Regions from separate parts of the Homo sapiens genome. Here region 2 is linked to region 1. Evidence: read pairs that join two places in POLR2A ChIA-PET (ENCODE). Cell type or tissue: Panc1. All regions are shown on one strand. Region 1 overlaps ABTB2 (ankyrin repeat and BTB domain containing 2). Region 2 has its middle 23 kb from the start of ABTB2.

Region 1 (2,500 bases):
AAGTATCAGGAGCCACTGTGCTGTTCTAGACTAAATGGTAAACTGAGTAATAAACCCAGGCCTTGAAGCTGCAGCCACGGAAACACATGGGCCCCAGCAGGGGAGAGAGGCCCTCCTCATCCTGGGGCCACAAATATCTGTCACTCAGGGACTGGCTTTGCTGCCAGCTTCTAAAACGTTCAGGCCAATGCCTGGCACAAGCCCCTATAAGGATATGAGGGGCGTGGGGCCTGCTGGATCAGCCAGGAGACACACCTCTCATTCCTTTTCTCTCTTCCTAAAAGACAATTCTATTCAAAGGGAGACTCTTCTGCTGAACAAAAAAGTAACAACAAAATCCCCTCAGGCAATTCTGTGGGTTTCCTAAACCCACAGAGTTCAACAAAATTGGCCAAGGTTGGATAGGTTCTTATCCAAACTTCGATACAAGGGCTTTTTTGTTTGGTTTTAAAATGACAAATCTTGGGCTGGGTGTGGTGGCTCACGCCTGTAATCCCAGCACTTTGGGAGGCCGAGGCAGGTGGATCATCTGAGGTTGGGAGTTCGAGACCAGCCTGACCAACATGGAGAAACTCTGTCTTTACTAAAAATACAAAATTAGCTGGGCGTAATGGTGCATGCCTGTAATCCCAGCTACTTGGGAGGCTTAGGCAGGAGAATCGCTTGAACCCAGGAGGTGGAGGTTGCAGTGAGCCGAGATCGCACCATTGCACTCCAGCCTGGGCAATAAGAGTGAAACTCCATCTCAAAAAAAAAAAAAAAAAAAAAAAAAAGACAAATCTTGTCTCCCTGGACCTTTTTCTTGATATCTGTACTCTTCGCCATTTCAACTTGCTTTGAACCCTACCACAACAGAAAACCTCACATACTTCTTTAGGTGGTTTTTTCCAAAGTTCATACCTACACAAATGAGTTTCTTTGTATTGAGCCTCAGAATGCTCAACAAATCACTTTTTGCCAGAAGTTCCATTTCTTTTCTTTTTTTCTTTTTTCTTTTTTTTTTTTTTTTTGAGACAGAGTTTAACTCTTATCACCCAGGCTGGAGTACAATGGCATGATCTCGGCTCACCGCAACCTCTGTCTTCCGGGTTCAAGCAATTCTCCTGCCTCAGCCTCCCAAGTAGCTGGGATTACAGGCATGCACCAACATGCCCGGCTAATTTTGTATTTTTAGTAGAGACGGGGTTTCTCCATGTTGGTCAGGCTGGTCTTGAACTCCCAACCTCAGGTGATCCGCCCACCTCAGCCTCCCAAAGTGCTGGGATTACAGACGTGAGCCACTGCACCTGGCCCCCAGAAGTTCCATTTCTTAAGCTGGGCCAAGGCCTCTGGTGTGCAGCTGTCTTGGCCTGTTGGCTGGTGGAGCCACCGCTACAGGTTCCTCAGCTTAGTTCTCATGCCAGCACCACCCCCTCCCAAAGCTGCGAAGGAGGAATGCTGGAGACAGCTGGTCCCTGACTTATGATGTTTGACTTTACAGTGGTGGGAAAGCCATACACATTCAGTAGCAGCAGTACTTCAAGTACCCACACCACCATTCTGTGTTTCACTTTCAGTAATCAATAAGTTACATGAGATATTCAACACTTTATTATAACATAGGTTTTGGGTTAGATGATCTTGTCCAATTGTAGGCTAATGTAAGTGTTCTGAGCATGTTTAAGGTAAGCTAGGCTAAGCTATGACGTTCAGTAGGTTAGGTGTATTAAGTGCATTTTGATTTATATTTTCAATTTACAATGGGCTTATCTGGACATAACCCCATCTTAAGTCAAGGAGCATCTGTACATGTATTGAGGAGTCAAGGCCCAGCCAGGGCCAAAATGCAGGCCAAGAAATCTTAGCAAACCAATGACACCACCAATTATAGCAATAGCTGATACAGATTGTGCATTGACTACAAATCAGATACTCTGCTAAGCACTTCACATGTACCATTTCATTTAAACCTCCTATGAGAAAACATTTAAACAACTCTATGAGAAAAGTAATTATCGGCACCATTTTGTACATGAGGAAATCGGTTCAGAGGCATAAAGGAGAAAGACACATATCTGTTGGGCATTTATGTCTTAACTCGAGGAAGAAGGCATGTATATGCTGTGTATTACACAAGCACAGGGAGAAAGAATAGCTACACCTGGTGGGCAAGGTCCTTGCTCAGCTTATGGATCCACTGTGGGAAAACCCAAAGGGAACACCAGGTAGCAATCATTCAATTTACTTATCTATAATTTTTCTTAAAAAAAAAAAAAAAAAAAAAAAAAACAGGGTCTTGCCCTGTCACCCAGGCTGGAGTGCAATGGCACAATCATAGCTCACTGCAGCCTTTGGGCTCAAGTGATCCTCCCACCTTAGCCTCTCCAGTAGCTAGGGGAGGCTTGCACCATCATGCCCAGCACATTTTTAATTTTTTTGTAGAGGGTGGGGGATCTCATTTGTAGCCCAGGCTGGTCTCAAGCTCCTGGCCTCAAGTGATCCTCCCATCTCAGCCTCCAAA
Region 2 (2,500 bases), 130 kb after region 1:
TGATCAAGTTTAATCTTTAGCAGGTAGGACTGAAACCCAAAGCCACAAAAAGCAACTGAGCTGGGAGATATCTATTACAGCCATTGCCTCTAAATCTGACTATGAGAAAAGCATTTCAAATATCACATGACTTAACTTATTGGAATTTGTGGTAAAGAAATAAGAATGAGCACAAATATTTAGCAACAAAATCAATTGCAGTATTGTTAGTAATTATAAAAAGATATAAACATGTAACTGTCTAACAATGGCAGATTGTTAAAAATAAGTAAATATCCATATAGTGGAATAATATGGAGCCATTTAAAGTGATGCAGAAATATATCTTTTGTCTTGAAATATGTTTATGATAATTAGGTGAAAAAAGCAAATCACAGAAATGTTTTTTGTTTGTTTGTTTTTGAGACGGAGTCTCGCTCTGTCACCCAGGCTCACTGCAACCTCCACCTCCCGAATTCAAATGATTCTCTTGGCTCAGCCTCCCAAGTAGCAGGGAATACAGGCATGCACCACCACATCCAGCTAATTTTTGTATTTTTAGTTGAGATGGGGTTTCACCATGTTGGCTGGCTGGTTTCGAACTCCTGACCTCAAGTGATCTGCCTGCCTCAGCCTCCCAAATTGCTGAGATTACAGGTATGAGCCACTGCTCCCAGCCAACATGTGTGTTTTGATCTAACTTTTGTTTTAAAAAAGTAGAAAACAACTTAATATATGAAAGTGCTAATGGTGACAAGACAGATGGGATTACAGTTTAAAAGTAGCGTTTTTTTCCTGTTTGTCTACATTTTCTGATCTTTCTGAAATGAGCATGTATTGCTTTGTTATAAAAAAATAATAAATTTTGAAAATGAAAGTATAGAGCTTGGACCTATTATGTATTATGGAAATAAATGAATGAACTGCATAGCAATTTCTGCTATCATGACATGGGATAAAAATGTTTTAAAAGCATATTTCCCATTGCATTGTGATTTATCTTTTTACCTATCTGCCTCCCTTTAGCTGAAGATCCTCTAGGTCAAAGACTATTATTATTCATCTTTGCTTCCCTAGCATGTAGTTCACAAATTCAGCTGGTGATGAGTAAATGTTGAGTAATTGAGTAAGCAGCACATAAAAGTGTGTCAGAAGACTTAGATATTAGTCAGGGTATGTGTTGACAATCACATCGTCCATCTGATGTGTTGACAATCCCACCATAAAATACATCATGGTAAAAATCCAGTCCACCAGAGGAAGTCCTCGAGATGCAGCTAAGATGAAAGGTCAGGGGCCAAGGGCTGAGGGTAAATAATACATAGAAATCACAGATTTGTGTGTTGTGGGTGCTATATCAAAGACACCATCAAGTTTGGGGATCTTAGTAAGGATTGTAGGAAAACTGTAAATGAAACAGAAATAATAGTATTTTCAAGAGGGGTAAGGAAATGAATGGATACTTGGATGCATTTTTTTTTTCTGGAGATCAATTGAAGCACACTCATCAAAGCCTTAAAAATACGCATGATTTTTGACCTAGCAATTTTATTTCTGAGAATTTATCCTATGGAAATATTATGGACATGCACTAGAAATTAGCTCTAAAGATGTTCATCACAGTGCTATCTGTAATAACAAAAACAAACAAACAAACAAAAAACAACCAAACAAAAACAGAAATAATGCCAATATTCAACAGCAGAAAATTGGCAAGGTAAAGTATGAAATACTCATTTAACAGAATACTTTGTGATAACTAAAAAGACACTGTAGAAATATATTTCTAGATGTGGAAGATGTCCATAATATATTGTCAAATTTTAAAAAGATGTGTTACAGAACACTATTGCAAAAATAAAAATACATAGATGGGTGAAATATGATATGTTAGTAGTGGTTTTCCCTTGAGGAAAGGGATTGTGGATTTTTTTTTCTTGAAAAAGTTTATTTTGCTTCCCTGTCCTTTCTGAGTTCTTTGTAGTGAAACTATGTTGTTCTTATATAAGAAAAAGAAGAAAAGGAAGACTTTACCAAAAACATATAAATATGAAAGCATAATACTAATGGGATCACAGGAGAAAGGCCTTATTTTTTGCAGCCAGCTCTTATATAGTACCTACTATGCACCATGCATATTTATTTACATTTATTAACTTGTTTTTCTCATCACAACCCTATGATCTTTTCCACTGATGAGGCAACCAAAGCACAGTGATGGTCAGTAACTTGATAAGGTCATAGAGCTAGTAGAGCCAGGATTTGGAGCCCAAGAATCTAGCTAGTTCTAGACTCTGTGCTCTTAACAACCACTGTACTATGAGGAAAGAAATCTAGGTATGTGCCTTCTGTCATCACATCTCCATGATGTCCATTTTTCATGCCTGCTTGATTCCGGATAGGCTGAAAAGGAGTAGTGGGCCAGTTTTGATGGCACATATTAGATGCAATCTGCTATGCCCTTCAGGAGCTGGCTTTGAGGCTGATCCTAGACATAATGCAGTGGGTGAAATGTATTTTA

What was found. Peaks named below come from ENCODE experiments on the same cell type or tissue, not always from the same donor. Only the 100,000 strongest peaks of a DNase experiment are listed, where the experiment ranks them.
Region 2: POLR2A ChIA-PET joins it to region 1 with 11 read pairs; 3 of 35 experiments call an interaction of 5 or more read pairs at or near these places.

The regions. Positions count from the first base shown.
Region 1 is chr11:34,245,855-34,248,354 of GRCh38, forward strand. The region is part of intron 1 of ABTB2 (ankyrin repeat and BTB domain containing 2); the gene reads right to left. Among named protein-coding and RNA genes, the nearest start is that of ABTB2, 110 kb to the right of the region's middle. In Panc1, no CTCF peak of the experiment used is centred here; no DNase peak of the experiment used is centred here; H3K27ac peaks cover 373 bases.
Region 2 is chr11:34,379,747-34,382,246 of GRCh38, forward strand. No RefSeq gene overlaps it. Among named protein-coding and RNA genes, the nearest start is that of ABTB2, 23 kb to the left of the region's middle. In Panc1, no CTCF peak of the experiment used is centred here; a DNase peak (open chromatin) is centred at 1,105; H3K27ac peaks cover 2,500 bases.